Linked DNA regions of Homo sapiens: region 1 is linked to region 2. Evidence: read pairs that join two places in POLR2A ChIA-PET (ENCODE). Cell type or tissue: HepG2. All regions are shown on one strand. Links, peaks and the distances in the headings refer to the core of each region. The heading gives the core; the rest is flanking DNA.

Evidence for each region. Peaks named below come from ENCODE experiments on the same cell type or tissue, not always from the same donor. Only the 100,000 strongest peaks of a DNase experiment are listed, where the experiment ranks them.
Region 1: POLR2A ChIA-PET joins it to region 2 with 7 read pairs; 1 of 35 experiments calls an interaction of 5 or more read pairs at or near these places.

The regions. Positions count from the first base shown.
Region 1 is chr21:34,900,943-34,913,208 of GRCh38, reverse strand. The region is part of intron 2 of RUNX1 (RUNX family transcription factor 1); the gene reads left to right. Among named protein-coding and RNA genes, the nearest start is that of RUNX1-AS1, 71 kb to the right of the region's middle. RefSeq lists an enhancer at 4,523-4,817. In HepG2, for the core only: no CTCF peak of the experiment used is centred there; a DNase peak (open chromatin) is centred at 4,568.
Region 2 is chr21:35,948,148-35,960,413 of GRCh38, reverse strand. LOC101928269 (a long non-coding RNA gene) reads left to right here. Exons shown (of 6, transcript NR_110418.1): 6 at 5,589-5,754. Among named protein-coding and RNA genes, the nearest start is that of LINC01436, 51 kb to the left of the region's middle. RefSeq lists an enhancer at 6,545-7,744. In HepG2, for the core only: no CTCF peak of the experiment used is centred there; a DNase peak (open chromatin) is centred at 6,633; H3K4me3 peaks cover 270 bases.

The DNA.
Region 1 (12,266 bases), core at 3,589-6,088, 1.0 Mb after region 2:
CAGGCTAAAGTGGAGTAGCACGATCTTGGCTTACTGCAACCTCCATCTCCCGGGTTCAAGCAATTCTTCCTGCTTCACCCTCCCAAGTAGCTGGGATTACAGGTGCCCACCACCACCCCCAGCTAATTTTTTGTATTTTTAGTAGAGTCAGGGTTTCACTATGTTGACCAGGCTGGTTTTAAACTCCTGACCTCAAGTGATCCACCTGCCTCAGCCTCCCAAAGTGCTGGGATTACAGGCGTGAGCCATCACGCCTGGCCTCTCCTGCCATTTCTATGCCTGCTTCTAGATTAAACTAGACCAGGTGAAGGCCCCCCAGCCCCACCCCAAGTGAAAGGCCAGGGGCTTCTCCCCACACCCTAGTTTGCATCGGTTTGGAATGTTGAGCTCAGATCCAATCACTACTCATCTGTTCATATCCTATCTGTCATCACACATGTCCTGTATATCTGGAAACAATTACGTGACTGATCCGGAGTTTCAGGTATGCATCAGATGTGTGCTTTCCAAATGCCTGCATCTCAAAGACTAGGAAGGCAATGGGAACAGTCTTCTGAGGGTGTAAAAAGAGGGACCCAGGCTGGGGCAATGGGACTGAGGGGACTATATAGATGAGTCTTCCTTGCTGTGTTTCTGTAGTTTTGACTTGGCCAGAAATGTTTTCCATCGGAATGAGAAAAACCATATATTTGCATAACCAAAACATCGGTGCAATATGTTAAGCAGAGGCCTCCTCGACCTACTGGCCAGTTGTGGTTGCCACTATGCCAGAAACTCAGAAGTGGTTGCTTAGGTTGTTGACCGCAGCAACCTCTAAAGCCCTCAGGGCACCCAAGAGTATCGCAAAACAGAGAGGACGGGTGATGGAGATTTCCCAGGCTTCTAGCCTTACTGCCACCCAGTGATAGAAGAGTAAGTAGCAAAGGAAAATATTTTTTCACCACTCAATGCCTGGCAGTCATCATCTCCTTGCTCTGAGATCTAGGATGCCTCAGGGTACGTAGGCTGGAGGAGGTGGCAGCTACAGTTCATTGTCATCGATTGATTCATTCATTCTTAAGAAGTGTCTGTTGACTATCTACTCAGTTCCAAGCACTTTTCTTGATGCTGGGCAGTGAACAGGACAAAACTTATCCTTCACTCCATCCACTCCCTCTGTCACTTGGAGGATGGACAACAAATACATAAACACAGAAATCAAATAAGACAAATGCAATGGTGAAAAGAAACCCGTGCATGTGACATGATAGTTGTGATGGTTCAGGGGTAGGGAGCGGGGTTACTTTACCCATTACTTTAGTAGATGACGGTTGAGCAGCCATGGGGAAAACTGGGGGAGTTTAGAGACAGGAAAGTGGTCCAGGCAGAAGGAAAGCCCCTGAAAAGGTCCTGAGGCAGAAAAAGCTTGGCGCGTCTGTGAGACAGACAGAGGCTATGGCAGAGCAAGCCGAGGGAGACAGGTGCTCCCAGGTCTAGGTGATGGGCTGGGCTGGTTTCCTCCAGGGCCTGGAATTCTGAGTGCCCTGGAAAGCCGTCAAGGAGTTTGGGTGGAGGAGAGACACAATCTAATGTGTATCACTCTCTGGCTGCTTTACTGGAGTGGGGCAAGGGCAGAGCTGGAAGGATGGCCAGGGGTTCACTGCAGTGTGGGGAGGAGACATTCGCTGCCCAGGAGGGTTGGCTGCAGAGGCTGTTCCTCTTTTCTCCCAGCCACAAACTCCAACCCTGAGCAGACTGCAGAGGGTTCCTCTATCTGAGTATGGGTTCAAATGCAGCTGTCAGGCACCTTGGTGGATCTCCCATTCCTCTGTCCTCATGTATGTAAGATCTCCCTCCCAGGGTTGCTATCTATGAGATGTCTGGTAATAGACGCAGGTGGCAGCTGTTGTTAATATCACCTTTGTTCCTTACCTGATCCCAATAAATGTATTGTCGACATTGATTTTCATCAACCTTTATTCAGCAAATATTTGTTAAGCACCTACTCTTCTTCTCCTGGGTCCTGTACCACCACTAGAAGCAGCTGTATGATGCATATCAGGAAGAGACCCCTTCCCACCTAATGGGATAGCTCGTCCTGCCCCCAGTGAACTCCAAAAAATGCTTTCTGTGCCCTCTTTGCAGGCCTTTTACTGAAATATTATGCGATATTTAAATAAAACATCAGTATGAGCTAATTGGAAGGCTGAGGCAGGAGGATCACCTTGAAGCCAGAAGTTCACAGCCAGCTGGGGCAAATAAGGAGACCTCATGTCTAAAAATGTTTAAAAATTAGTGGGGTGTGGTGGCGTGTGTCTGTAGTCCTAGCTACTTGGGAGGTTGAGGTGGGAGGAGCCCTTGAACCCAGGAGCTGGAGCCTGCGGTGAGCCACTGCACTCCAGCCTGGGCAACAGAGTGAGACCTTGTTTCAAAAAAAAAAAGAACAACAATAACATAACGACAAAAAATACAAAACACCAGCATTTGCATTCAGAGTCCTGACTGGAAGCATGTGATTCAGGAGCAAGCCCGCCCTGGACATGGTCCTGGCCTGGATGAGGACTGAGGCTGGCATCCACTCACAGGGCAGCACCTGGACCCTGTCCAGCATCTGAAGAGGGCTTCATCTGGCACAGAACAATTGCAGGGTTTCACTGGGGAAGAGCGAGGCTTTCTGTCTCACCCTCATGTCCAGGGCTGGTGACAGAGAGGACAAAGGGCAACCGACAGTGGCTTTTGCCTCTGCATTTAGCTTTCATTATACAGTTCTTGACTTCAGAAAGACAGTTCATTTGTTTCTTAGTTCCCAGAAGCCAAAATGAATTCTGTACCAGAAAAAAAAAAAACAGTTCTGAAAATTATCTTCATTGCTGGAGTTTCTATCAGGAAATTACCAAAAGGAGAAAAATAGGACCTGGGAGAGTCCTGAGTGCTCCAGCCAGTGAGGAGAAGGTGGAGAAAGCAAGAGAAGTTGGAGCCCTTTGCTGGCTTGCCAGAGACTGGGAGCCACATGGATGTGGTTTCCCTGCAACAGAAGGCTAAGGGTGAGCTGCAAAGTCTGAGAACCCACTGGGAAGACAGCACTGAACTAGGAATATGGCGAGTGTTCCAGCTGGTTTGTAGAAGCTGACTTCAGAGCCAATTTATGCAAATCTTGATTTGTTTAAAACTACATTAATCACTGGCTTCTTTCAGTGGCCAAGCTGGCCTGTAGAAGTTCCTCACACTGCAAAACACTGGGGGCAGCCCAGGCACAGCTTGGTAGATAATAGTTGAAGAAGAAGGAGGAGGAGGAAGAGGCGGAAGGAAGCAAGGAGGGAGGAGGTAAAGAAGAAGAAAGGAAAGAGGAACTGGAGGAGCAGGAGGAGGAGGAGGAGACAATGGAGATCATGGTGTGAGCAGAGGAAATTTGATGAAAGGACCCAGAACCCTAAAGATTAAGTTTTAGTCTTGCTAAAATGTATCAGCTTGGCTATACTTTGCAACAATGAAACAAGCTCATCTCTCATGGAGGATGGCCCTCTGTAGCCAGAGACCCGGGGGACTTGCCTAAGGCAGTCTTCCAGACTCAGCTGAAGAGGTCACTCTGGAGAAGTGCAGGTTATCAAATAGAACACCATCTTTTTTTTTTTTTTTTTTTTGAGGAACAGTGACCTGGTCTGTATAAGAAAGTGATACTCTGTGTTTGTAGCCACATGTGAGCTGCACTGAGAAATTGCCTCTGTGCCCAGAGAAGGAAGGAGTACCACCTTCTTCATCTATCCCATCCTATATTTTCACTGTTGCAGAGGAGGGTTTGATGTGAGACATGCAAAAAATGACAAGGGAGGAACAAAGTAATAAACCTATCTGATGTGCTCCAAGTGGATTCTCTCTGTTTTCCACATTTAAAAGATATAAGTGATATGAGCAAGCATTTTAATTCCTCAAGCAAGGTTTGATACTCAGTTCCAGAGATCACCATATCAAAGGCAAGCGAAGCAAGAATCTTAGGGTCGGGTGTACTGTCAGGAGCATGGGGACTGCACACGGGAGTGAACACAGAGTGGTCCTGGTGTACTGTCAGGAGCATGGGGAGCCACACGGATCAGACCCCGAAATTAGCCCTACCTGCAATGCGGCCTTTAGTACAATCCTAGACAAGTTGAACTTTAAGATTCAGGTTTAATTTGTGCAAAACTAAAAGGCATAAATTATTGGTATAGGATAATCTATTGCATTATCTTCTAAAGGTAATGAGATTGTACATCTTACCCCTAGCACACACATACACACACACAGACACACACACACAGACACACCAGCCCCAAGAAAATATAGAAGAAAGGTCAATGGCTCTGTTCCTCTTTCTTTAGAATTATAAGATAAGCCTGTTACATATCCTGAATCATTGGTCCCATTCTATGTATATGCAAAAGAAGTTCAAAGGCTGACTTTGACAAAGGGTGTTTGGAGAAGGATGATAAAATGTGTCTGATAAAACAAACACAAAAGACTTTTGCAATAAAGACCTACAAATTGGGAAAGCAGGACTTGGGCAGCAGGGTGTGAAACTGTGTTATCTACAGCTTCAGCACAAAAAGATAGTGGCTTGCAGCAGAAGTCTTTATCTGGCCTTCACAAGAATGGAGATTGCACCTCCCCCGACCCCCCTGTCCACAAAACCCAGGAAACACCTTGCAGAGTTGATGCAATATTTGCTATCCCAGCCCTTGGTGACAGTTAAAATAGTGTTACAACATAAAATTGAGCAACGACCTTGCTGTATCATCCAAGACTATGTTTTATACTACTTTTTTTCCCCGAGGACATTTTGCACATTTTTTAGTTCCTCCCTTACTTTCAGTTCAGATCATTAATGGGAAGAAACATTGTCTCTTCTTCCTTTCCAATACAATTTAAAAATACCTTCCTGATTGACACTTCAGGAAGAAGATTAATAATAGTTACCCTTTTGCATCTCATTGCATTATTTCTTGAGAATTTCAAAGAATTCTCTGTATCTCTTCTTGGAGATGTATCATTACTCTGTTCGAATGACTTTTTTGGGGCTGGAGTTTAATTTATGTGATTGCAATCAGGAAACCACTTTGAAAGGGAAGAAATCCATTTAGCTTTGCATGAGTTGTAAATTTTCTGTAAATACAATTTCATAAGACCCTCCCTTTTTTAAAGAAGTAGCAAAACGGCTCTTGGAGGAGTGGCAGAGCATGGGGGTGGACCACAAATTCACAGGTCAGGGGGTCCCAGATCAGCCACTGTTTCGGGAGCTTAGAAGAGCCACTCACTTTTCAGAGCCTCCTTTTCCCTCTATAAACTAAATGGATTGGACAAAATGTTTGCTAAGAATCTTTTCACCTCTAAACAAAATGACCCAATGTTTGCTAAGAATCTTTTCGCCTCTGAACGAAATGACCCAATGCTATTCCACAGAAGGATGGCCTTCAAAACAGCTTCACTCTGTTTTATTTCATAATAATCCTTCACCTCTCATGACTGTTTAGCTTGACAAGGCACTTCGGCAGTTATGATTTAATTGGTTTTCTTGATAACTTTTACATGGCATGATTTTAGACTTGGCAAAGGTGGAAGCGGAGGCACAGAAAGGAGAACTTCAGAGAGTCACAGGGAGCCAAACACCAAGTCAAGTAACAAATTGAGTACTAAGAAAATAAGACATTTTAGGCTAGAGGCTTGCAAACTTTTTGAATAGCAAGAAACAGTAAGAAGTAAATAGTATGCCAGGGCTCAGGGGAGATACATCAATCAAAAAAAGAGCTTCAGGAAGCAGTATTCACCCTTACTACTGATGAAGCACTCTATTTTCCAGTTATTCTGTTCTATTTCTTCTTCTTACCTTGCTTTTGTTATTATTATTATTAACAACCAATCTATGGGTCACAACCTATTGTTTAGAAGTCACTGTTTAGAAACTTTTCACATGGCAGCATACTTCTTTTTGCTAAATTAGAAGTCTATATCTCCTTCTCTGTGCCCCTTACCTGTGGGCAGATGCTAAGTGGGATTCTCCTGTTTAGGTTTTCTTGCTGTCAAGAGCCCCCAAAGACTGTACACCAGGAAAGTGCTGTCCTTAGAGTCAAGGTTTTCACTGAAGGGGGCACATGACCCTCCTGGCTGACTTTGAATACACGATCAAGTCCTCATGAATAATGAATACTAATGACAATATCAAAACACCTATTTGCATTGTACACTCACTAAAGTCAGAGGGAGAATTGGGGCTGCTCCCACAAAAGGGCACGTGACTCTCTAAATAAAGAGCTTTAATGCATTTTATATTTAAACCATAAGGCCATGGGCTCAAACCCAAACTGAGATGGGCTCTGCTTCTTAAGTACTATTCTGGAAAGGCATTGAAATATTTATCCATCTATCTGGGTTCTGTGTTTCTAAAGCAGTTCCTTTCCTTGTACTGCAATCCAGAGTGGGCCTGTTTGCAAATCCCCTTTAACTGGAGAGTGGCTGCCCTTCAGAAGCAAAAGGAGTCCTTTGGGAAAGTCATTGTCTATGAAACTTATTCAATGAGAACTATGAAGAACAGCCTTTTTTTATTTAAATGCATGTAATTCAAAGATTGTCTACTCTGTGCACTGACTGGGTCAAATTCTTACTTTCACTGCTCCATCTCTATGTGGCCTTGGGCAAGTTGTCTAACTTCTTTAAGCCTTAGGGGATAATTGTTCCTAAATTAATAGTATTACCAAAAGGATTAAATGACATAATGCACAGAAAGCCCTTGCCACAATGTCTGAAGCTCAGAATAGCTCAGTAAATGTTAAGGACCTCTACTATTTGTCCACTAAAATTTGCTCAGTTGTTATAACCCTATTAGCACAAATAAGGCTTTTGCTTTTGAGGAATGAATTCCACAGCTTTCTCTGTCCTCACGGACTAGCAACACTTAATGGATTCCTAGTGACGAACCAACCCAGTTTCTTAAACCCCCAAACCTGTCAAAACCCAGCATAACCCAAATCTAATGCATTCGTAGGCTGCTGTTCTGCTACCCAGTCTCTTCCTGGTATGATAAACTGTTTTCTTGACCAACAAAGCCAATAGTATGTACACTTATATATTAGTTTAAAAAATAGAAAAGTACCACATTTACTTTCGAAAATCCAAAACTTTGTCTCAAAGGGGAATTCAGGTTATTTTCAGAAATACTGAAGCTCCTTCCCTTTTGTTCATAGCAAAATAAACAGACCACCAGGAGAGAGGATTCTTGTTTTATAGGTTGCTATAGAGGAGTTATGTGAGGTATACATACTCAGGGCTTCAACATTTAAAATTTTTAAAGATCAGTAAAGAGAGGATGCTTTTTTTCTAGAGAAGTTTTTATTTTTAGGTTCTGTAGGGGGAAAAGCTACGTGATAAGTTTCAGATGATCCAGCATTTTCTAGATATTTATCCCACACTTAATTTTTTTAGATCCAGATATTTCAAGCTTAGTAAAAACCAAGGAAGTATTAACTTTTGTTGTATCCATTCTCTGTAACTGAAGAACCAATGTGCTTTTATGCTTCCATATAACTTCCTACTTTGTATCCAAATTTCCTAATTTTACTCATAAGCATTCTAGAACACTTTAAAGATGACAAGTTAACAGAATAACATTCTGGCTAAAGAAGTTTTTCTCTTGCTCTTTACCTTAAGGCAGTGTCATATCTTCACTAAAGGAATGTCTTTTGGGGAGAGTGGGATTAATTAAATCTGTGTTTACCATGATCAGAAAAGAGCATCATACACAACGGTGAAAATAAAGCTTACACATAATAACGTTATTTCCTTCTCATTCCCAGTAACGGAGGGGTTAACCTGAAGTCTTAATCCATTTCCACTCTAATTGGGAAAGGTGGGGGATGGGGAAATCATTTAGGTAGCAAAATGAAAATTGCTAGCCTGGATATGCCTGAGGCAAAAAGAAAAGAATGAATTCTCTTGTGAGCGAGATTAGTGAGGGGGAAGAAATATCTACATCTTGCACTTCATTTCATGTTGTCGTTCAATTTGCCGGTGTTAAATAATGACCTCCAGAGCAGTGGGTGAATTGGGAGAAGGGGGCGTGCGGGTCTCCTAGAGTGAGTTCACTGTGCACGGTGTCTGGGCACTATGTGTCTATCATTCAGCTCAATCAGGACCTGACTCAATTTGACAGCGCAGCTCCCAGGTGTAGAGGTTTGCAGACTAAAAGTGGAGCCCCCACTGGCATATTTGGTAAAGTTTTCTTCTTTCCTCCTTAGAAGTCTACTTCATTATTTGGTGTTTTTGGTTAAAGAGAAGGCTAAACAAAATGATTTCTATTTTAGAAACTTTACTATTTCTGCATTAAGGAAAAAGACTTGATCTAGAATATTCTTCTCTAAAACGTGAGGTTCTTCCTAAACCGAGAAGTTGACAATTACAGAACCTCCTAAAACAGAATACTTCTGAAACAATCTTAAAGTCCACATTTATGTAAATATTTGCTGCAGGCCCCCCTTGAGAACTTACCTAGAAGTGCTGTATCAACCAATAATACATTTTAAATTCTCCTCAAAATGGGTATCTTCACATGCATTTGAATTGTTAAGATAACTAGGAAAGAAAAAAATGGGAGTGTGCTATGTAGTTACTTAAGATTAGTGCACTAATTGGTCAGTGGTTCAACTAGAAATGACCTATAATTTATTTTTGGGCTCATTTGTGGTAATATTTTGGTGATCATCTGTTTCTTTGCTCTGGCTGTTTTCAAAACAACCTACTCTGCAAAAATATGTGATAACATTTTTCAAGTGTTGTTTGTATGTTTCTAATAATTTTTGGATGATCTCTGAATATAGATTTCATTGCACGTATAAATATAAATTAAAAATTAGCTATCAAGTCATATCTATTTTCAGATGTTTTAGTTTAATTTTATTAAAAAAATCTTTCCACTCTTTCTCTCTACCTTTCAAAAAGATAACTCTACAGAAATATCACCATTTTTTAATTCAAAAATTCTAGCAAAATTTGCCTTACCTTTTAGAATATAGTTTTAAATGGTAGTATTTTTCTAAGCAAGTCCAAAACAATCATATAAAAAAGTTTAAATCTCACTTAACTATTGTTTGAGAGGTAGACAATGATGTTTTATGAGAAGTCTCCGCAAAAAATGTTTACTATTCCATTTCAATGTATTACCCATAAAAAGGTATCATTTATTGAATATCAATTGTATAATAGTAATAATGTAACCTGAAAATATGTAACCATTACAATACAGATCTTAGCAGTTTCATGAAATTTAGAAAATATAATTACGTAATTAGAGAATAGGATTATTACTTCTATTGTTGCTTTTTCCAGCTATTTTTTATTTCAGACTACAACATGAAATTTTAAAGTTTTTGTAAACTATGGCAATTTCATGACCCCACAAGAAAGCAGGATATTGATAGTCTTAGCCAACTGTTTCTTATAACAGTCTGTTTTCCAAATTTGAAGATAACAGGATTAATATGAAAGTATTTGCCATCTTATCCGAGTGCCTATAGAATACTCTAAGGCTGATATTTGGCAATTTATTATTTAATTGACAAATGTAGATATCTCAGCACTTCCTTCACAGATCAAGACCTTGTAAGCAAGACTGAGATCAAGGTCTTACTCTGGATTCTTGAGTAGACTTTCTATGTCCCAAAACAAATAGGTGATTCGGCACCCAAAATTTAGCTAAAGCTTCTATATTCCCTTTCTAAGGAATTCTGCTATGTTTGTGGGAAATTTCTCTATAGTCTATATGGGATCATAAATAGGAAAAATTTTATTTTAGTAAAAAAGTCACAAATTTGAGGTAGTAACAGTTGTAATAATAATAATGAAGCTTATCTGTTTATTGAATAGGAATTAAACTATATTGTACATCCATATTATTTTTAAACTATTATTTTGTAATATACATAGTGAAACTTCACTAATTTGGTGGGCATGGAGTAAACAGAATTAATCAAAGAGCTGAATTGTAATATTTTTAGTGATTATAATAATAAATTATTTTGGATAACACTGAGTAACTGTGGGTCTATTCTCAATCACCATGTAAATTATAGAATACGATAGCAACATGTCTGTGATTTTCTAGAAGATGCAGAATCTCAGAGTTATTTTTATGTGTATACTTGTTTTAAATCATATCTTCTTGAATCTGCTTTTTAAAACAGGCAATACTTATGTGAAATTAGAGAAAACCTATGTGAAATGGGAAAGTCCTTAAAATGTCCTATCTCTAGTTGATTCTGGGTCCTCTTTTTCCTTCCTGGCCCCTTCCCACTCGAAACCCAAGTTCACTCTAGCCATATGCTGACATGGGTAAGCACCAGACCCGGGCCGATTTCCCACAATTCCAAGTGGCATTTGCATAAATGTTCCTGGAGCTGGAAAACCCACCTTGTCCAAGCCTCTTGTTTTGTGGATGAGGAGGCTGAGGCTGGGGCAAGGTAAGTAACTAACTTGCTCACATGGCTAGTAACAAACTTCCTACAGGTTCCTCTACCTTATGAGATAGTGAGTACTCCTGCACTCAAATATATTGGGGTTCATGTTAATTGCATGAATTAATCCAGTCATCAATAACTCTAAATCTTAAATTTTGAATTTGGAATCTGAGTGAATGATTACCTAGCTATCATTTGAAGATAATATATTTGTGTGTGTGAATCTCATGTATACCTTTATATAGAATATATATGTATTTATGTCTTTATAATATATATTGATGTCTTTACTCCAAGTATCCAAGAATTAGTTGTCCATGTAGAAATTTGCTGTTTCAGCCAGCTTTGGGGTATTTCCTTTGCCTGTCCTGTACCCACCATTGTCCACATTTAAGGTCTAACATAGACCTACCTACTGCTCTACCAGCTCACCAAGGGTCGTCTTATCAAGCTGGTCTGCAGTTAATCCCCTACCCTCCTCCCTTCAAGAACCAATTAAAATCACTCTGTTATTTTTGAACACAAAAGTTGCTTAAGGAAAAAATACTTTCTATCTCATAATTCTCCTAGTGAAAGAGTAAATTATAAACACAAAGAATCCAAATAAATGATTCTGTTTGGGAAGGAGCATTTGCTGTGGGATAGCATGTGGGACATGAGGAACAGGACCCCTGCTTTCAATTCATACATTCATTCATTTCTTTTTTACTCAACTTAGAAAAATCATGTCACATTTCCTATTCATTGTGGTGGAAATAGCTTTAAATATATTAACTAAAATGCCTCAAATAAAGCAGATTACAAAAGAAAGCAGACTCCAGAAGTATTAGCAACTTTATAGACTCTGCATCTATCATCCACCAGAAAATCTTACTAGTGTGACATTCGCCAATTAGGGAACTGAAAGCCATGGACAAGTCCCTAAACTCCCCTCCCTGGAGCGCAATTTTCAGATGCTCCACTTGGATACTTTCTCACAATGCTTAGCTGAAGGATATCACTCGAAGAGAAGACTGGTTTCATGTGGAGAGTGACTTCTCAGTCTATCTCTTAAAACATAACCTCTGTCTGTAGCTGACGGAACCAAAGAGCATGTGGAGAAGGGCCCACACCAAAGAGAATGTGGAGAAGGGCTCACACCCTTTCCAGGGTCCACACGTTGGCCCCTTAACCTCTGTCTTCAACCCGTAAGACTAACAGATAGAAACTGGTATTGTTATTATTATTATTATTATTTATTTTTGAGACGGATCTGGCTCTGTCCCCCAGGTTGGAGTGCAGTGGTGCCATCTCAGCTCACTGCAACCTCCGCCTTCCGAGTTCAAGCGATTCTCCCGCCTTAGCCTCTCGAGTAGCTGGGACTACAGGCACGCGCCGCCACCACGCCCAGCTACTTTTTTTATTTTCAGTAGAGACGGGGTTTCACCATGTTGGCCGGGCTGGTCTCAAACTCTTGACCTCATGATCCACCCGCCTCTGCCTCCCAAAGTGCTGGGATTACAGGCGTGACCCACCGTGACCAGCCAGAAACTGTTATCTTTGCACAAAAGAGACACTTGGACCTTCAGGGGTTCCCAGCAGCCCCTTAAGAACCAACACAGGCAAGTAGGGGCAGTGGTTTCTGTTGTGAACCTCTCCCCACATTCCCGCTCCTTGGTTATTTCTTCTGATGAGGATGGATTCCATAGCTTAGACCATTAGACCAGTAGCTCCCTCACTGAATTGATCTATTACTGTGTTTTAACTGGTAGATTGCCAGCAAACTGAAACATTGATGGCTTTTTGAAAAATTTATATGCTATATTTCAAAAT
Region 2 (12,266 bases), core at 5,235-7,734:
GGCTAGCCACAGGTGAAATAATTGAGAAAATTAAAGGCAGGCATAGTTCCTGCGTTAAGTCTAGACAGAAAAACAGATTAGTCAAACCACCCTACAAATATGCTAAAAATGTCAGCCATGCTATAAAAAGTGTAATATATATATATGTATATGTATATATATATATATAGAGAGAGAGAGAGAGAGAGAGAGACTGAGTTATTCTGGGATGGGGTAGGCAGGGCATGTTAGGAAAGGTTTTCCTGAGGAACTGGCTTCTGCGCTTCAGGAAATGCAGGAAGTAATAGGCAAAGAGAGGGAGGAAAGGTGGAGGGGACAGTATTTGCAAAGGCTCTGAGGCAAGATGGAGCACAATATTTGATGAACCCAAAGAAAGCCCGTGTGGTTGCTGCGTAGGGACTGAGGAGATGGGGCGGATATGTTAGAGAGGGAGGGGTTACAAACATGCAGGATCTTGTCAAGCATGAGGGATTTTGTGATGAAAACTGGATTGGAACCCACTAGAGAGGTTTAGACTACAGTGGAACAATATGATCCCATTAATTAATTAATTTATTTATTTATTTGAGAGGCGTCTCACTGTTGCTCAGGGTGGAGTGCGGTGGCATGATCTTGGCTCACCGTAACCTCCACCTCCTGGGTTCAAGCGATTCTCCTGCCTCAGCCTCCCGAGTAGCTGGGATTACAGGCACATGCCACCACGCATGGCTAATTTTTTATATTTTTAGTAGAGACGGGGTTTCACCATATTGGGCAGGCTGGTCTTGAACTCCTGATCTCAGGTGATCCACCCACCTCGGCCTCCCAAAGTGCTGGGATTACATTTATGTTTTAAGAAGACCACTGAGGACTCTTTAGAGAATGATGGGCGTGTGGAGCAAGAGTTGACTCAAGGAGACCAGCTGGATGGTCCATCGTTAAAGAGTAGGCAAAATGTGACCTTTACTTGGACCAGGGTGGACATTAGGGTTAAGAGAAGTGGATGGATTCAAGAGAAAATGAAACCAAGAAGACTGGGTGATGTGGTTGTATAGGAGTGAAGGAGAGAAGTTGTCAAACATGGATAGGTTTCTGATGAGTACAATGGAAGAAATGGGGTTTCCATTTCCTGAAAACAACAACAACAACAAACCCACACATTAGGGCAGGGTGTTTTCTGGGGAACACGTTGAGTATGAGGGTTCTTGGGCTTTCTGGCAGTTGCCTGTTTTCTTCTGGTTCCTCTGAAGGCTTAGCTGTTAGTCTTCCTTCATGTTTTATAATTCCTTTGTTTTTAAAGGGCTGCCCTTCTATTGCTACTCTCTTCACTGCTTCCGTATTTACAGGGATCTTTTCCTTTATTTTCTCTCGGCCTTCCACAGAATGATTTTGGTAACTTGAGACTACCTTGGGGAATGCAGCCATTATATTTTCAGTCTCTCTGTGTGGCAACACTACCACCGATATTTTCACAGGTTCTCGGTTTGCTAGTGCTGTTTTTGTTTTTTCCTTCTCAACCTTGAAAATACAACACTAACACAATTTTTTGCATCCATGGAAGAATCAGTGGCATCATTGGAAGTTTCCTAAGGGGAACACTTTTCTGTATGAAAAGGAAAGGATGGGAAATTGCTTTATGATTCAAAAGCTGGCATAAACATTTGTTATTATTTTTTTAATCGTGGTTTATTCCTGCATAAGTTATCCAACCATGGAGCCACATTCAGTCAAGGGCATTGTGACCTCTGTGGGGAAACAGAACAACCTGAACACCTGATGCAAACTTTCTGGCCTGAAGGCAGCTCCAGTGACTGATTTCCAACAGATCTGTAAGGACAGCTTGTTTAGAAGTTGTGTCTGCTCCTAGCACAGGTCCTGCAAGGTCTGTTTTTCAAGGAATGAATTCTTTCCATGTTTCTGAATGGAATGGATAGCTACACTTTCATTTGGTCGGTAGTGAGGTATAGGCATGGAGAGATGACAGTTGGTGAGAGAATGAAGCATGAGAGTTTAACAAGGGCCTAGGCAGGCTCAGATTGCTAGCCTTCAGGTGTATTCTATTGGGCACTATGGAGGATATGAGAATGGCCTCAGATCTATGACTGCAGTTGGCATCGTTGACCAACAGCCCCAGCTGCTGTGCTTTGAAATCCATCACTGATCGGCCCGAGACCTTGCTTTTCATGACTGAGCAAGGTGGGATACCCAGACAGGCCTGTTTCTGGGAGAGGTGATGCCTCTGACTGTGGCTTGATGCCTCCCAACTGGCCTTGTAGAACTTCCTGGAGAAATGCACTGTAGTTGAGGAAGCATCTAATTCACCTTGCTTCCTTCCCTCTCTCCTTCATGCAGGTCAGACCTACACGATGGTCTAACATCTCTAGTAGCCTGCTCCTCATGTTGTCTCTGTTATGGACTGAATGTCTTTGCCCCCCAGATTCATATGTTGAAACTCTAATCTCAATGTGATGGCCTTTGGGAGGTGATTAGGTCATGAGGGTGGAGCCTCATGAATGGTATTAGTTCCCTTTAAAGACACTCAGAGAGTTCTTTTGTCCTGTCTTGCCATATGAAGATGTAACAAGAAGTCAGCTGCCTGCAACCCAGAAGAGAGCCCTCCCCAGAACCTAACACTGCTGCTGGCATCCTGATGTCCAACTTTCAGCCTCTGGCACTGTGAGAAATCATGTTCAGCTGTTAATAAGCCACCTAGTCTATGATATTTTGTTATAGCAGCCTGAATAAGAGACTCATAGGCGCTTCTCTTAATAAATTACTTGTACATTGAATCCTGCCCTGGTTTATGCTTTTCAGAAGATCCTGACTTGATTAAAAATTCAGAAGATTCCTTGATTAAAAAAAGTGGGCAGGCATGGTGGCTGACACCTGTAATTCCAGCACTTTGGGAAGCTGAGGCGAGTGGATCACTTGAGGTCAGGAGTTTGAGACCAGCCTGGCCAAAATGGTGAAACCACGTCTCTACTAAAAATACAAAAATTAGCTGGGTGTGGTGGTGCATGCCTGTAATCCCAGCTACTTGGGAGCCTGAGGCAGGAGAATTGCTTGAACCTAGGAGGTGGAGGTTGCAGTGAACTGAGATTGCGTCACTGTGCTCCAGCTTGGGTGACAAAGGAAGATTCTGCCTCAAAAAAAAAAAAAAAAAAAATTTAGAAGGTACACATGCAGTCCCACTGTCTTACCCCTTCTGTCTTGTATTCAGCCTGGTTCACATGTTTATGTTACATGTCTGACTTCTGTAGGTGTTTGATTTTATTTCCTAGGTCTTGTATTATCTTTTATAGAATAGTAGAGACAGAGAAATAGGGAAGGATTGACAAATTGGGAAAATATGACTCTGTTGGTGTATTAGGGTTCTCTAGAGGGGCAGAACTAATAGAAGATACGTATATATATGTATATGTGTGTATATATATAAATATATGTATATGTGTATATATATGTATATGTGTGTGTGTGTGTGTGTGTGTATATATATATATATATATATATATATATATATATATATATATATATATATGGTCTGAGTCCTAAAACTGAAGAACTTGGAGTCTGATGTCTGAGGGCAGGGAGCATCCAGCACGGGAGAAAGACGTAGGCTGGGAGGCTAGGCCAGTCTTTCCTTTTCACGTTTTTCTGCCTGCTTTTTGTTTGTTGGCAGCTGATTAGATTGTGTCCTCCAGGTTAAGGGTGAATCTGCCTTCCCCACCCTACTGACTCAAATGTTAATCTCTTTCGGCAACACCCTCACAGACACACCCAGGATCAATACTTTGTATCCTTCAATCCAATCAAGTTGACACTCAGTATTAACCATCACAAGTTATATGAAGTTAAACTTTTTGATCTTTTGAAATTTATCAAATTTGGATATCATTATCATTCAACATACGAATGATCCATCTAACTTTTACATTTTAGCAATTCATTTAAATTTTTTCTATTTTAATTTAACCTGTGAGTCTATGGAGTTTTCTCAAAATTAGAAAGTTATAGAATTAATGATGCATTTTGCCTTTTGTTAATACACATAATTGTTGAATAGCCAAGTTCTCTTCAGTATTTGTAAAGCCTTGGGTTTTATGTCCACGAATCCTGACTCTGCCCTTGGGAAGAGGTGGATTAAACAATTCCCTTTTGGTACATGGTGCACATGTAGTAGAAATTGTCATATGACTTCAGTAAATAACTTTCTGAAGTTTCCAAACAACAAAAATAGCTTCCCAACAACAAAAGTAGTTTCCCAGCTACTCTTATTAGCTGGGAAAATTTATTAAATTAGCTTATTAAAATTTCCAGTAATTATTTTTATAAAAGAATTTTCTGTATTATTTCTTTCCTTCAAAGCAACTAATCAGCTCAATTATTCTCCTTGATTTGGGATTTATTAGAATCTAAGCTTTGTTGTTGCTGTTGTTAGCCAGAAAGAGATGGCCACACCTCTATCAAGTTGGGAGAACAGAACCATTAGACAGAGTGGATTTTCTCCACCTTAGAAAGTTTTCCCTCCACAAAGAACATGAATGCATCCAGGACCAACTACGTAATTTTTAGGGCTCAGTACAAAAAGAAAATGTGGATCTGCTTGTTGAAAAAGCAGAGAAAAAAATGCTGCTAAAGGTACTAAAATATAAAGTTTTTCTTTTGGTTTTATGAATCTCTTCTGCTCATATGCATGCTCCACTGTCCCAAGTTCAAAGGTAAAATTGGAAAGAATTTCCAGACGGCCACAGCAGAGCATGAAACCAAGCTTGGGACTCTTCTGAGTATGGGACCCTGGGTGTGACTACAGCAGTTCCCATGGAGCTGGCCCTGGATACAACTCACCAGCAAGCCACGAGCAAGCTAGAAGCCAGAGGGAACATTACCCCTCTTCCCTCTGGAGTTTCAGGTGGAGGTGTGGGCAGGGATCATGGTAGCTGCCTGAGTCTGGGCTCCCAGGTGACATGGAAGGCACGGTGCTTTGTATCTGATGTTGGAGAACAGGAGCAGTTTTTCTCTCTCTTCTTTGTTCTCGACTCACCTGGGCAGTGGCTTCACCACACTGTCTATCTTTGTGGAGAGAAGGGGAATGACTTGCTCATGATGGGCAGCGGTATTTTGACTTTCCATTGTAAATACTTGATGTATACGTCTCATTATATTTATTGAGTGCTGGCTCTATGTTGGCTTCTGTTCTAGGTGTTGCTGGGATCTTCCTGTCCTCATGGAGCTTACATTCTCATGGTGGGGAGGCGTGGAATAATCAAAAGGGAGGAGTAGACCCAATGTAAAGAATGTCAAGCATGGGAGTGCTATGGAGGAAAGCAGGGTGGAGAAGGGATGCAGATGTCGGGGCTGCTGGTTTATAGTTGTCAGTAGGGTGGTGAGGGAAGGTCTCACCAAAAGGTGACACTTGATGATGAACTGAAGAAGATAAAGGAGAGAACCATGCTGACCTCTGGGAAAGAGTGTCCGGGACAGTGACAGTCAATGCAAAGATTCTGTGGTGGGAGCAGAGAACTTTGTTCTTCATTGACCTTGCATGAGTTTTTGGTGTGATTTTAGCACATGAAGATCTATGTGAAAACATTCTTTCCCTCTTTTTTAAGGAGAAAAGCAGTCCTTCTGGTACTGGCTGGGTGTGGTGGCTCACACCTGTAATCTCAGCACTTTGGGAGGCCAAGACAGGAGAATTGCTTGAGTCCAGGAGATTGAGACCAGCCTGAGCAACCTACGGAGACCCCCCTCTCTACCAAAAAAAAAAAAAAAAAAAAAGAAAAATAGTACGCCTCTGTCCTTGCAGTTAAAGATGAACAAGGAAGAGTTCCAAAGCCTTGATTGAATGCGGCTTCGTCTCCTCCAGCAGCCGCACAGCTGGGCTCTGACGTCGAGGAACTTCTATAGACAGATCTCTCTTATTAAAGGACATTTCTTATTAATGGCTGACTTCAAAGCAAACTTAAAAAAAATCCAATCGATTTCTCATTTATTACATTTTGTTTTGTAAAAGATTTTATGTCAGTGATTGCAGAATGAAGGTGCCAATAGTAAAATAATTGGTTTATAAATGGAAAGTTAATTAGGCATTCCCCTTTACATCGTCCTCTCCAAGGTCAGGGCATGACTGAAATGCAAAGAAAACACATTTGTACAGCAGGCAGATGAGAGGCTCACGTGGAGGGCTGTTAACCTTGGGGCTTGCCTCCTCAAGTGTTGAAGCAAATGGCTTGATGAGCTTCAAAGGAACGGGACATTATTGTACCTGGGAATATAAGAATGGTGTCTGCAGTTACATTAATTGGGATAACAATTATGAAAGCTTGAGAAGCCTCAAATTTCAGAGCCCACTCTAATCCCCAGGAAGACTTTTCCCTGGGTGGATATAATATTGCTATATTCCAGGTGCATTCCTAAGATGTATTACATTTCTCAGACTTACTTTGTATAGGCCATTGCCAGGGGCAGGTTTGGGGGTGGCCAGAAGATTCTTTGGTTTCAGCCAGGCAACTCTCTGCCTCCCTGGAGGGTTCATGTACTTGGGGAAAGCCAGGGTCAAAGTAGACTTGACATTTGTCTGGAAGCATGAGCTCCATGTCCTGGTTTCAGTGAAACAAAAGGCAGGAATGCAAAGATCTGTTTCCTGGAACTGTTCGTATTTACACAGTGATAACGTATTTCTTCATGTTGTTGACCCAGATGTAGTTGTATCTTGCCTGGTGACAGAGTCTGCTTTGTTGATTGTCTGCTTTGGAATTTTCTGGGCTTCTGTTGAACATGGGACTATGTTTTCCTGGAAAATAGAATATTAAAATAGTTGACAATTCTCCCATAAGTGGAGCTGCGTTCCAAGAACAGCAATGTAGGTAATCCTACCTGATTCACCTCTAGATCTCTACTTTGAGTTTCTGTTGGTGGCAACAAAGCTATCATGAGAAACAACATCCTTCACCTTTGAAAAAGAAAACTTCCATTAAAAAAAAAGCAGGAAGCTTTTTAAAAAATTATCATTGAAGGCTGTTGTCTGATCCTTACTTTAGGGGAAAAACCTTGCAATGTAACAAAAATATCAATGGGTTTACATGAGCGATTCCAAACTCCTTGCAGAAAAACTCTTAGATAGCATTTGGAAGTGTCATTATGGCAGAAGTATATTGAATAACCATGCTCATCTCAATCAGTGATGTTTCTGTATTCACATGGGCCTTGACTTTTGAAGCCTTTAGAGAAGGAAGAGTTGGCATATATTAGACACCAAAGTTTTTGCCAGCTGAATGTGTCATTCTTTCCTTTATCTCTTTACAGGAAATGTTTAGTTATTAAATTCATTGATATTTCCTGAAATGATATTGCTATTTCCCATCTGAAGGACCATAGAGGTGAGCCTCTAGAACATTGTCCCTGAAGATGTTCATGTGATGATTCTAGCACTTACGTCCTCCACAATCTTTCTTTTCTATCGGGCAGTGGCACAGAGGCATTGGGTCTGACATGAAAAGCAAAAGCATGCATAGCCTTTGCCCTGATCCTTCCCACTAGGAAGCCATTTCCTTCCCTCCAGAAACCACTGCCAGTTTTGGACAATCTCCTGCTGATGTTGTTATCATGGGGGACAGAGAGGAAATGGGACAGGAATGTGCTAGAGCTTCTAGCCCCTGCATTTCTGCTTGATTGGCCAAAAGTGATGGACAGACACAGCATTTTGGCTGATTTTGGCACAGAAAATGAAGGGAAGCTGGGCAGGACACCCAGCACAGACCCATGCACTTCATCCATAAAGAAAAACATATTTCTTTAAGTTAAATTAACTTCAGAAGCATGAGCCAGGATGACTCAGTTGGAGTTATGAGGTTCCCAGTTATTGGCTCTAGTGCTACAAACTGGCCCTTACCTCTGTCCTTTCACATCAGGTCCTTCTTCCCTATTTCAATGTCCGTGGGTCTGGAAATGAGTTCATATCTCGTCTGAGAATTTCTACAACTGCCGGAGGCTCACAGGTTTGTTGGAAACTCACAGATGAAAGCACCCGGAAGCTTTTATCTCTCTGCTGAAATGTCTTCCCTGAGGACACACACATAGTGTCATTGTGACCTTTAATCTTAATTCCTAATCATTTTTTTTTTTTTTGAGACAGGGTCTCGTTCTTTTGCCCAGGCTGGAGTGCAGTGGCATAATCTCGGCTCACTGCAACTTCTACCTCCTGGTTTCAAGGCCTCAGCTTCCCGAGTAGCTGGGATTACAGGCACCTGCCACCTCACCTGGCAGTTTTTGTGTTTTTAGCAGAGACGGGGTTTCATAGTGTTGGCCAGGCTAGTCTCGAGCTCTTGACCTCAAGTGATCCATCCATCTTGGCCTCCCAAAGTGCTGGGATTACAAGTGTGAACCACTGCGCCCGGCCAATCCTTTTCTTATCACAGAATAGTTTTGATCACTGGAAAACTGCCAGCTTCTCCAGGAAGCCAGATCTTTTGGAAATCATGTAAAAACACCAACAGCAATTACAAAACTAGCAACACAAAATGGGTTAAAAAGTCTTAATGTAGATCTATTCCTATTGGCTTTTTTGACAGTAGCTGAGAGAGGCTTAGAAACTATGATTTCAGGTTCAACGACACATGGCAGAGTGTATTTGGGGAGGAGAGGCTGCAGGTGAAATTCCAGGGCAGAGGGCCCTTACTTCTCAGGCAGCAGCTACCTGGCCATGGGTTGGTCACACTTGTGTTTGAACAGTGGGCATCGCTCAATCTGAGACAGTTCATGGGGAGTCAGGATGGTCTTTAAGGTTCTTCTTTATCTCTTCTTCTGCCTCTTGACTGGCTCCACTCTTCATCTTCCAAAAGGATAATCCAAGGGGTCACATCATTAGTGCACACTACTGTGCACCCCATTGGTCAGCACAGACATAGGGTGGAAGGATCGGGGGTGACTACTGGCTCATTGAGAAGCTCTAGTTCGCACTGATTCTCGGTCCTCACTTGGCCACGCATAGCAGAGGGTCTTTTGCAGATAGGCAGTGTCTCCAGGGCCCTCCCAGGATGGCTTACCTTGGAGAATTTGCCAGGCTTGGGTTTGGCCCTAGGCTGGCAGGCTCAGAGAAGATTGGCTGAACACATTAAGAGATGGTTTTGTTTCTCTCTCTAGCACAGACACACACCTCTCTCATGAGACTCAAGTGTAAAACCGGATCTCCAATCCATTGATTTTTTACAAGAAATGTAACTGCACAGAGCCTGGATTCTCAAAAATGCCAGGCAGGTCTGATTACCTGGGGAATGAAATCACAATCAGAAAGAAGTGTGATCAGCTTGGATTCAGAACTGGGGATATCAGTGGCAAAGGTTCAGTCAGAATAATGTATGCTTTCTGCAGTGGATTGAATGGTGAGCCACTCAAAAGGTGTGTCCACCTGAACCCTATAAATGTGACCCTATTTGGAAAAAGAGTCTTTGCAGATGTAATTATGTTAAGGATTTCAAGATGAAATCATCCTTGATTAGGTGTGCCCTAAATCCAGTGTCAATTTACAAATTCTATATCCTTACAAGAGAAGAAAAGAAGGCCATGTGAAGACAGATGCAGAGATTGGAGTTCTGAAGCTACAAGCCAAGGAGTGTCAAGGATTCCTGACAGCCCCCAGAAGCTAGAAAGAGGCATGGAATGCACTGTCCCTCAGAGCCTGTAGAAGTAGCCAACCCTGATGACACCTTGATATCAGATTTCTGGCTTCCAAAACTGTGAAACCATACAATTCTGTTGTTTTTAACCACTCAGTTTGTGCTAATTTGTTATGGCAGCTCTAGGAAATTAATACACTCTTTCATTTAGATAGAGCTGCCCCTGGGCCAGGCAGCTGGAGTCCTTGGGCCAGCCCCTTCCCTGCACAGTGCTTAGATGGGGCCTGCCAACATTTGCCCACAGGCTGGGCAGATTCCATGGCTGGCCACTCTAGTTTACAAGGAGCACATTTTGTCTTTCGACATGGTAATCCAACCCCATGGGTGGATTGCTGGACTGGGAGCTATTCTTTCTCTTAAACCTGCCATTTACATGTATCATCTGATGGTTTTGCAGCTTAGCTATCCAAGTGGCCACCTTATTCCCCAAACGTTCTTGGGGACAGTGATGAAAGTGGAAGATATACTTCTGCAGAAGTATATTTCACAAGGACTCAAAATACCTTGTTTGCATGTTTTACTTCTATGCACATTTTCCCATAAAGTCTTGCCAGCCCCGCTTGGTTCCAGGACTTGTCTATTCTCCTGGGGCTTTAGTAGTGAAATCAATGTGTGGTACAGAGTCCACCTCATCAGTAGTTACTGGGTACTGAATAAAAGAAAAAGCAGGGTAAGATTCTCTAAGATTGGGTATAACTTTCTCTCCAGGGCCAAACCCATCCCTCCGGTCTTCTTCAAAGAAGGTACTGATTTAAATTTCTTTCCTAATTAAACATTTTTCTAAGAAACATGTTTCATGGAAGATGGGATGCTTGTGCAGATAGGAGTTGCTCTTCTGGTGATGAGATGGGATGAGGATGGTGCGGGTTTGGGGAATGCATGTGCACAGGTGTGGGGCTGTCACATTGGCTGCAGGAGTGGGGACGGAGCCAGCAGGGATGACCAGAAAGGCCTGGAATATGCATGAGCAGTTCTGACTGTCCTTGGTAAGTGACATGGAACCATTGGAAAGGATTAGGCCAGGTAATATCATTATCAGATTTGATTTTTTTTAAATTAATCCATTTATTTATTTATTCATTCATTCATTCATTTATTCATTCATTTTAGAGATAGGGTCTTACTCTGTCACCCAGGCTGGAGTGAAGTGGTGCAATCATAGCTCATTATAACCTCAAACTCCTGGGCTCAAGTAATACTCTTGCCTCAGCCTCCCAAGTAGCTGGGACTACAGGCACCCACAACCATGCTCAGCTAATTTAAAATTTTTATTTATTTATATTTTTTGTAGAGACAGGGTCTTACTGTGTTGCCTGGGCTGGTCTTGAACTCCTGGCCTCAAGTGATCTCCTGACTTGGCCTCTGAAAGCATTGGGATTACTGGTATAAGCTACTGTGCCCTACTGGACTTGAATTTTTGAAGTCCATCTGAATTGGTTGGGGTGGGATAGGGTGGAGGAGGCAGGGAAAGCAGCAAGCAGACTATGGAAGTGAATAGGAAGTATCTATGTGGAATTTGGTCTTGAGTTGCAAAGCTTTAGCATAGTCCACATTTCAGTGCATGCCCCATTGCCTTTTCCATTCATCTTGCAAAGATGTCGTAAAACATCTTTCAAAGATGAGATAAAAGTAGAAAGGAACATGCAAAAGCAGTAAAAATAGTTAGTGTTATAGCAGCTCATTCAGTGACATTTCATTATCCTGGGCAAACCAGTACAACTGACCTTTTCACACAAGGCAGCTGGGAGTAGGAGCAGGAGGAATGGATAGGGATGGGAAAGGCAGTGTCCCATGGACTGTATCACTTGGGGCCTGACTTTGCAACCTTTATAGGAATCTGTGATCCAGATGCCTTGTTAAAGCCAAAATAAATTTTATACACCATTAAACCAATGTTGGTTACCAAGTATTTTTGGAAGGACGATTATGCTTCCATAACATGTATTAAAACCAAAAATAGGCATAAAAAGATTCAACAATTGGGAAAGAAGTAGCCCCACTCTTCCAAGGATCTAGGGCCACATTCTCATGGCATCTTATGTTTCTAGCAGTATGCATGGCACATGGTGGCTGCCCGTTACATTAAAAATATAATGAATATAGGGAACCCTCAAAGCCCATTAAGGATTTCTTAGCTGTTTGCCAGGGTACAGTTTTTTCTCTTTTTCTTATATCACACAACTAGAATTATTCAAGCTGAATAGAACTAATCAAACATTTGCCTTTACAAATACAAGGGACTTCTACCCTGTACTCTGTCTGGTTGTGCCTGCATATGCCTTTGTTTTTCTTGGTCATTTGAAAACACAGGCTGAACCCTGAGTTTGGAACCCATTTTGCCCCTTTCTCCTTTTTTTTTTTTTTTTTCCTTGTTAGCTGAGATTGGGAAGTAGAATGCTGAATAAATAGAAACTCATTCTGGGGCTCAGGGCTCTTTAGGAGGTAATTCTGACCTCCAGCCACTTACAGAATATTGGTAATTTGACCTCGACTTGATTTCCGCATAAGCTGTCATTTTATACACTCAGAGAAAGCAAGAGAGGACATAAACGAAGAGGATATATTTCTAGTGGCACACTAAAACAGAATCAATTACCAAAAACTATCCTTGCTGAA